Regions from separate parts of the Mus musculus genome. Here region 2 is linked to region 1. The links are chromatin loops, found by intact Hi-C in ENCODE. Cell type or tissue: left cerebral cortex. All regions are shown on one strand. Links, peaks and the distances in the headings refer to the core of each region. The heading gives the core; the rest is flanking DNA.

Region 1 (4,386 bases), core at 134-4,133:
ATCTAAGCCAAGTGAGGATCCAAAGTTGCTTTCAGATGTTCTAAGCTGCTCTCTCCTTGATGCTTCCTTTAGTTTCAAGGCAATTGATTGCAGTTATATCTTTTGCTTAGTCACTACCCTGTGTTCCAGTTTCCTCTTCTACTGTTAAATGTTCAAGCAATTGCATATTAGATGAGATCTGTGACAATATCCTAAAGTCTGGAATAAGTTGTATTGCTTAAATTTCTCATAGTAGATGAAAACATGCTCTTTTGTTTGGACAGTCTACCAGTTCATCCAGGTATGGCAATTCCTATCCAGCATCATGAATCACAATGTAGATTCCGACAGCTAACTTCTCAAAGAGAAAGCAAATAGGAACACGTTTCTTGATAAGTTTCAGAAACTTCTACTTCTATAAAGCTAATACACTAGAAGCTTAATTCAAAAAAATACTGTAGGAAAACCTCAAGTTGGCACAATCCAGTAGTTAGTGCCAGTTTCTGGGGGAGAGGCCAGATTCTGAAGTTAAGGTCATACTAGCTACATGAGGCTAATATATTTGTGCATGTGTGTATAATCCAACTGACATGAACCCACAAAAAGGTTAGAAATTAACCACTTCATATTTCACTTACAAGATTTTTTACAAATTGGGGGAAAAGGTGATGTCTAGACTACTTAGGAATCTCAAAGCATGCCATATGCTATTCACTATAGTTGGAAACAATAAAATTCTTCACATTTACTGAAAGAGTAGTAAACTCAGTGCTCCAAGGTATGCTAATCATAAAACAGATATCAAGATTCCTTCCTCCACCCACGTGCTTTCTGGGTTCAAAGAGTGTTCATTCAAAGAAAGTCACCCTGACCCACCCTGACCATTGCTGGAACCCACTATGCAAAGGTGCTATTGCTAGGGGCTCTTAGATTGTTAGGGGCTCTTAGAAACTGTGACTTTGTACTTCTTTGTGACTCTTAACTGGTATTTTTGGTATTTTCTAACAACGCCCTCCCCACCTCCTTGAGTTGTGGTTCCTTCCTTTGAATACCCCCTTACTCAGCTACTCGGGGCGCCACGGTCCTCTACCCCTGGGTGGTGTATGACCGTGGGCCCGAGACTGCTCTTGAATAAAAATCCTCTTGCAATTTGCAGCAAGACCGTTTCTCGTTGATTTTGGGGTGTCGCCTCTCCTGAGTCAGAAGGTGGTGGAGTCCTCACGTTGTGGGTCTTTCATTACGCCAATGAATTTACAGGCACGTCTTTTTTTTTTTCTACACAGAACATAAAAGTAACAACTGTTACTAAGTATCAACATCCAATGTTACAATTTTTCTTGGAGGATTAAACAGTATTCGGTGTCTGGCAACAGCTCCCTTTTTGAAAGGGTAGGTGGCTCTGAAAAGAGCCTTTGGGTTAGGAGTGTGTGTTAAAGGAACTCACTTGGAGCTGGTGTACTTGGTGACAGCCTTGGTGCCCTCCGACACGGCGTGCTTGGCCAGCTCCCCGGGCAGCAGCAGGCGCACGGCCGTCTGGATCTCCCGGGACGTGATGGTCGAGCGCTTGTTGTAATGCGCCAGGCGGGAAGCCTCGCTCGCGATGCGCTCGAAGATGTCGTTCACAAACGAGTTCATGATGCCCATGGCCTTGGAGGAGATGCCGGTGTCGGGGTGCACTTGCTTCAGCACCTTGTACACGTACACCGAGTAGCTCTCCTTGCGGCTGCGCTTGCGCTTCTTGCCGTCCTTCTTCTGGGCCTTGGTCACGGCCTTCTTGGAGCCCTTCTTCGGGGCGGGAGCGGACTTAGCAGGCTCAGGCATGGTTGGTGAGAATTTCTGGAACTTTCACGGAGGCAACTGGTCTTGTCTAGTTGATGAGGTCTTATTCAAATGAGGGATGTGAAAGGGCACCTTTGATTGGTTTATGACGGATGGCATACGAAGTCTTGCCCAATCAACGTGCGCCCCGAATGCTTCTCATTGGTCTAGGAAAAAAGACGTCAGCCAATGGCATAGGTCCTTTTTCGCGCCCAGCGAATAATATAAAGGCTACGTTCTTGTTTCAAAACCATTAGTTCTTAGTAACTGCTTAATCTGTACAATGTCTGGACGCGGCAAACAGGGTGGCAAGGCTCGCGCCAAGGCCAAGACCCGCTCCTCCCGGGCCGGCCTGCAGTTCCCCGTGGGCCGCGTGCACCGGCTGCTCCGCAAGGGCAACTACTCGGAGCGCGTGGGCGCCGGCGCCCCGGTGTACCTGGCGGCCGTGCTGGAGTACCTGACGGCCGAGATCCTGGAGCTGGCGGGCAACGCGGCCCGCGACAACAAGAAGACGCGCATCATCCCGCGCCACCTGCAGCTGGCCATCCGCAACGACGAGGAGCTCAACAAGCTGCTGGGCCGCGTGACCATCGCGCAGGGCGGCGTCCTGCCCAACATCCAGGCCGTGCTGCTGCCCAAGAAGACCGAGAGCCACCACAAGGCCAAGGGGAAATAAGATTGGTCTTCTGAACTTGTATAAAAACAAAGGCTCTTTTCAGAGCCATCCACTTCGTCATTTAAAAGAGCCATTTGCTGCATTTTCCAATGAAATATTAACCGTGATGTAATCACTGTCATTTGTCTTATCTTACAATATGAAATTTTCACTAGTATACCAAATAAGATTTTAATTACCAAGCATCATTTGTTAGGATTCTTATAATTATTTTTATTACATGTTTCCTGATTGTTCTCACCTTTAGTATTTGGCCTTTTTTTTTAAATTAGGACAAACTGGAATTTCGTTAAGTATATTTGTTATGAGTAGTACAAAAGTGGCTTCATAGTGTTCTGCCTTGTCACTCCAACTGAAAATTGTAGCAGTAGCCTTTTTTTCCTTTGCCCTTCTATACAAAATATACACTTACTGTTTTTAGGAAAAAGTTCTCATTTATCTAGGTAAAACGCGTGTTTAAAATTACTCCTTTACTGATTATGTTAATACTGTAATCAAACAGCTTCCTTAGTGAAAAAAGACTCAAAAGTTTAAGTTTTGATTTTTCACGTGTATCTTCAATCTTCATGTAGAGGAAACAATGACAACATCTAGTTCAACAATTGTCTATAGCCAGGCGCGGTTCGTTTTGGGGTCACAATTTTATAACAGTACACAAACGGCATGTTATATAATTAAGTATAGATTGGATAGAACTTTGTTTTGTGAAAGATAAAAGAACAATATAAGCATATAAAGTATAAAAACAGATCAAGAAACAAAATATTAAAATAAATGGGGAGTGGCCTGGAGAGATATTAGCAAATCTACCAATAAGGTCGCTGTGGTAATGTATTGTTTCGTCCAATCAGAACGAGGCTCTTTCGCTTTATATATATGTACTCCGGCCACAGTTCATTACCGTTCTCATTCCCTGAGACTTCTCTCTTTTTCTTATCATGGCTCGTACTAAGCAGACCGCTCGCAAGTCCACCGGCGGCAAGGCCCCGCGCAAGCAGCTGGCCACCAAGGCCGCCCGCAAGAGCGCCCCGGCCACCGGCGGCGTGAAGAAGCCTCACCGCTACCGTCCCGGCACCGTGGCGCTGCGCGAGATCCGGCGCTACCAGAAGTCGACCGAGCTGCTGATCCGCAAGCTGCCGTTCCAGCGCCTGGTGCGCGAGATCGCGCAGGACTTCAAGACCGACCTGCGCTTCCAGAGCTCGGCCGTCATGGCTCTGCAGGAGGCGAGCGAGGCCTACCTCGTGGGTCTGTTTGAGGACACCAACCTGTGTGCCATCCACGCCAAGCGTGTCACCATCATGCCCAAGGACATCCAGCTGGCCCGTCGCATTCGTGGGGAGAGGGCGTAAATTAGGGTAGTGAGTGAATTTGGACCCCAAAGGCTCTTTTCAGAGCCACCCCCGTTTTCTATAAAAGGCTGTATATCGATAAGCTTTTACAAACCCCACTCAGCAACTCCATTACTTGGTATTATATTGTCTGTAATATCCTTTAACGCCTGTACTGGTTTAGATTTTTTAACACTTTTCCAAATATTTGCTATCCACAGTTTTTAGTGTTGCTGGTTTTTGCTTACTTAACACTGGCTACATCTTTTTCTTTAATTACCTTCAGTTGTTACTTAGCTTTTGCCTTTTGTGGAGGCTATGGCGCAAATGTCGGAATCCTGCCTTTGCTTATGAACCTATTAGAAGAAATTCTTTAGAACCGCTTAGGAGAACCCTGCTTAGAACCTTGAACCTGATGAAACTTGTAATTGCTAGTTCTGCTTCCTTTGATCATGGCTAAAATACATGCCATGTCTCTTGAAATAGGCGAGTTCTCTGGAGAGAAACTTGGAATGTGGGCTCTGCAGGCCTTGGCGGTAATCAGAGCTGGAGCTAACTGGCCCAATCTAAGTCAAGAGGTCAAGC
Region 2 (4,386 bases), core at 138-4,137, 1.9 Mb before region 1:
CCCCGTGAGTAACTCACATAAACTCCGTTTTAGAAAATCTTCAGTTGTTGATTTAGCTATAATGTTAACTAAATGCAGACTTTTAAAATGAAAGAAAATGTGGAATAATAGCAGGTTGAAATAAAATATAGTGTTAAGTGTGGTGATAGATTAAATGCCCATGGTCAGCTCTTGTCCTTGGTATGACTGTATTTGGAGACAGGATCTTCACAGGCGGGAGCTGCAGGTAAGTGGCTGACCACCTTCCTAGTGACTTGCCTTCAGTCCATTTCCATTAAGAATGGTCCTAAGAGTGGGGTGCTTACCAGAGAGACACCAGACTGAAAAGGTCAAGGGCACGGACATGAAGGTAGACACCTGCCAAATCCCAGAGAGAGCCCTCAGGAGAAGCCATATCTGCTCATGCCTTGATCTTGAACTTTAAGAAAATATCTGTCTCTGTTTCATATGCAACCTTGTCATTCTAATAATATTTTAATAATATCTTTGGTTATAAATAAGCACTGGAAAATGCCAAAAAATAGGGGACAGAAATCTAAAACTAAAAAACATGTCTTTAATGTTTTCAGGTATTTTAGAATGATTTAATTTGATTTTGTGTAGTTTTTGTTTCTGACAGCTCTGACCAGACTCTCCCTCTATGTGCTCCAGTCTCGTCTGTCTTGCCTCCTCTCCTTCAGTCACACACGAATGACTCTTGAGAAGTTAATATAACTCTTTCAACGTTACTAGGAAAAAAAAATAGTAACATTACAGTAACTCACTGGTCACAGCATTTTCAGTCTGGATGAAAAACACCCAAGGCTTATGATTCTGTTTGTGGCCACAAGATGGCAGAAAAGAGCAGCACATTTCACAACACTGCAAAACTAGATTATTCTTTAGCCCTCCACCTGTCCTGCTTTAACTGCACACTGAAGTGGTTTTCATACAGAGGGACTGCGATGGTGACCTACAAAATATGATTTACAGAAGAGAGGTCACGAGGTAACGGAGAACGCTAATATCATGAAACATCAAAAATGATTTTTGAACTATCGGAATTATGGAGAGTTGCAGAACCTGGATGGTGCATGGAAGTCCCACTAATATTGGGGGGCTACCCCACGCTTTTAATTCACCTCCAACTCAGCGGTCATGCTGGGGCCCACTGGCTTTAAATGCAGTTTTGACGCTTGCAGCTGGACTTAGGACCATGGACATTCAAATCAGTCTTGAAGATGGCTTCTCTGAAGCATACTTTCTCGTGAATTTACACTCAGGTTCCATTTTCGCTTGTACGATAAATACCCACAACCACGCAGGACAACTGGCCTGTGCTTACGCAGCATACTTTTCAGTTAGGAGGAATGAAAGGTTGGTTGGTTGGGGTGTGAATACCAGTTAATGCTTAATTTAAAGCTTCAGGATACAGTGCACACTCGTAAATAAAAACTACAGGCTGCTGCGAATTATATTTCAACTGACCGGAGAGGCAAAGCCTGACTGTCCATTAACCCTTAACTTCCAAACGCAAACTGCTTACTGCATCTTTTGGCATTTTACCTTATGCCTTGTTAGGTCCAAGGCAAGAGAAGCGTCATCAATAACCACGCATGTGCAACAGCTTTTCCAGAGGAAAGTGTGGGTGGCTCTTAAAAGAGCCTTTGAGTTAGGAGTGTGAGTTAAACGAGCTCACTTGGAGCTGGTGTACTTGGTGACTGCCTTGGTGCCCTCCGACACCGCGTGCTTGGCCAGCTCCCCGGGCAGCAGCAGGCGCACGGCCGTCTGGATCTCCCGGGACGTGATGGTCGAGCGCTTGTTGTAATGCGCCAGGCGGGAAGCCTCGCTCGCGATGCGCTCGAAGATGTCGTTCACGAACGAGTTCATGATGCCCATGGCCTTGGAGGAGATGCCGGTGTCGGGGTGCACTTGCTTCAGCACCTTGTACACGTACACCGAGTAGCTCTCCTTGCGGCTGCGCTTGCGCTTCTTGCCGTCCTTCTTCTGGGCCTTGGTGACGGCCTTCTTGGAGCCCTTCTTCGGGGCGGGAGCGGACTTGGCGGGCTCAGGCATACTGAGAGGATGAAGTGAACTAAGTTGAAAAAGGATAACTAAAAGTTAATGACTGTTCTGGCTGCATTTTAAACAAACTTACGGCTATGCCGAACCTGAATCACCATACGTCATGTACTAACAGTCCAATCAAAACAAGGGATTTTCAAAACCAGGGCGCCATTGGTAACCAATGTGTAACCAATGAAATCTCTCCGTTTTCGCGTCCAGCCTTGACTATATATACTATGCGTATACCGTTTTTGCTTCTTACTGCGGTGGTTATCTACAGCTGAGTTATGTCTGGACGCGGCAAGCAGGGCGGCAAGGCTCGCGCCAAGGCCAAGACTCGCTCCTCCCGGGCCGGCCTGCAGTTCCCCGTGGGCCGCGTGCACCGGCTGCTCCGCAAGGGCAACTACTCGGAGCGCGTGGGCGCCGGCGCCCCGGTGTACCTGGCGGCCGTGCTGGAGTACCTGACGGCCGAGATCCTGGAGCTGGCGGGCAACGCGGCCCGCGACAACAAGAAGACGCGCATCATCCCGCGCCACCTGCAGCTGGCCATCCGCAACGACGAGGAGCTCAACAAGCTGCTGGGCCGCGTGACCATCGCGCAGGGCGGCGTCCTGCCCAACATCCAGGCCGTGCTGCTGCCCAAGAAGACCGAGAGCCACCACAAGGCCAAGGGGAAGTGAAACCAAACATTACGAATCACCAAAGGCTCTTTTCAGAGCCACTCACTTTCTCCAAAGAGACCTAAACACTACTGGGATAGTGCATTGTGGGAAATACGTGTATTACCTCTCCTAGTTTTCCCTGGCTTGTGGTTAGTTCAACCCCCTAACCTTAGCTAAGAGTATATTGGTTTTTGGAAGGCAGGCACCCAACCTCGGACCTAGTACATAAAACAGACACATCTTGAACTCCAGGCCAGCCTACTCTGCAGGACGAGTTCCAGGACAGACCGGACTGCACAAAGAATTGTCTTGAAATGTTCCTTTATCAGCACATATGCTGATAAACAACTAATCACTGTACAATCAATCCTCACTTGAATCCTGTTTATGTGCATGATTGACAAGTCCTGCCATTTGGCAAAGTCAAAATCAGCAAAGGATGTTAAAGCATTTGGTGGTATCACAGCTAAAAACATTTCCCCTAGACACCCTCCCCCCTACACACACACCTCGTTCGGCAAATTGAATTCCAGGGGGTCAATGTTCTTAGAGCCTCTTTTTAAAGTCACTACCTACCTTTTACACATCTTTTCATTTAATCTGAAGTAGGAAAAAGAAAGTAAGAAAAGTGCTTTTAATAAAAATTACATTGATTTAAACGAACCTGCGGCGGGATTTTCTTTTCAATGAGGAAATTGCACACTTGGTTAAACCATGTTCAGACTGCGAAAACAAAAGGACTCACCAGCCAATTAAGTTGATCTGGCAGCCATTTTGACCAATCAGAACTCGGCCGTCTGTATAAATTTTGGTGGTTGAAGCTTTCCCTCCATCACTTTGCTTTGGAAGCTCGGGTGTTACCATGGCTCGTACTAAGCAGACCGCTCGCAAGTCCACCGGCGGCAAGGCCCCGCGCAAGCAGCTGGCCACCAAGGCCGCCCGCAAGAGCGCCCCGGCCACCGGCGGCGTGAAGAAGCCTCACCGCTACCGTCCCGGCACCGTGGCGCTGCGCGAGATCCGGCGCTACCAGAAGTCGACCGAGCTGCTGATCCGCAAGCTGCCGTTCCAGCGCCTGGTGCGCGAGATCGCGCAGGACTTCAAGACCGACCTGCGCTTCCAGAGCTCGGCCGTCATGGCTCTGCAGGAGGCCTGTGAGGCCTACCTCGTGGGTCTGTTTGAGGACACCAACCTGTGCGCCATCCACGCCAAGCGTGTCACCATCATGCCCAAGGACATCCAGCTGGCCCGCCGCATCCGCGGGGAGAGGGCTTAAAGTTCGTCTTTCTGTGTTTTTCAAAGGCTCTTTTCAGAGCCACCCAAACCTACACAAAGGTGCTGTTGACTTATAGGCCAATTGGAGTTTTTTCTTGGAACGGTAGCCAGGTTCTAACAGTTTTTCTTAGCTGAGGGATGCTCTTTAGAGTGTCTTAAGTTGGTGAGTATTCTGCAAAATCCAATATACTTAAACTGAACATTACCTCTAATTTCCCCAAATGCACTTACTGTTCGGTTTCTTGAAGGATTTTTAATTATTTTGCCAGCAATATAAGGCCGGCGGAGTCAATTATAGGCACTTAAATTCATGGTTTCCTATGTCTTATACATGGAATTGCTGGAAGCATTTTAACTGCTCAGCTATCCAGTCCCAAGAGAACCTGAGTTAGTTTTGTATACCAGA

What was found. A loop is a pair of places that touch in the nucleus more often than their neighbours do. Peaks named below come from ENCODE experiments on the same cell type or tissue, not always from the same donor. Only the 100,000 strongest peaks of a DNase experiment are listed, where the experiment ranks them.
Region 2: a loop joins it to region 1, with 13 times the contacts of the local background. A loop is called at or near these places in 11 of 42 quality-filtered maps.

Annotation. Positions count from the first base shown.
Region 1 is chr13:23,572,391-23,576,776 of GRCm38, forward strand. H2bc7 (H2B clustered histone 7) reads right to left here and starts at 1,817. Exons shown (of 1, transcript NM_178195.3): 1 at 1,370-1,817. The coding sequence starts at 1,800. The coding sequence ends at 1,420. H2ac7 (H2A clustered histone 7) reads left to right here and starts at 1,991. Exons shown (of 1, transcript NM_178188.4): 1 at 1,991-2,525. The coding sequence starts at 2,081. The coding sequence ends at 2,473. It overlaps H3c4 (H3 clustered histone 4), which reads left to right and starts at 3,373. Exons shown (of 1, transcript NM_178204.2): 1 at 3,373-3,876. The coding sequence starts at 3,412. The coding sequence ends at 3,822. In left cerebral cortex, for the core only: no CTCF peak of the experiment used is centred there; DNase peaks (open chromatin) are centred at 1,939 and 3,347; H3K4me3 peaks cover 3,459 bases; H3K27ac peaks cover 2,669 bases.
Region 2 is chr13:21,714,089-21,718,474 of GRCm38, forward strand. H2bc13 (H2B clustered histone 13) reads right to left here and starts at 2,095. Exons shown (of 1, transcript NM_178199.3): 1 at 1,623-2,095. The coding sequence starts at 2,055. The coding sequence ends at 1,675. It overlaps H2ac13 (H2A clustered histone 13), which reads left to right and starts at 2,324. Exons shown (of 1, transcript NM_178182.2): 1 at 2,324-2,771. The coding sequence starts at 2,334. The coding sequence ends at 2,726. It overlaps H3c10 (H3 clustered histone 10), which reads left to right and starts at 3,540. Exons shown (of 1, transcript NM_178206.2): 1 at 3,540-4,027. The coding sequence starts at 3,571. The coding sequence ends at 3,981. In left cerebral cortex, for the core only: CTCF peaks have their summits at 826 (motif pointing right) and 2,383; DNase peaks (open chromatin) are centred at 285, 836, 1,659, 2,222 and 2 more places; H3K4me3 peaks cover 3,054 bases; H3K27ac peaks cover 2,175 bases.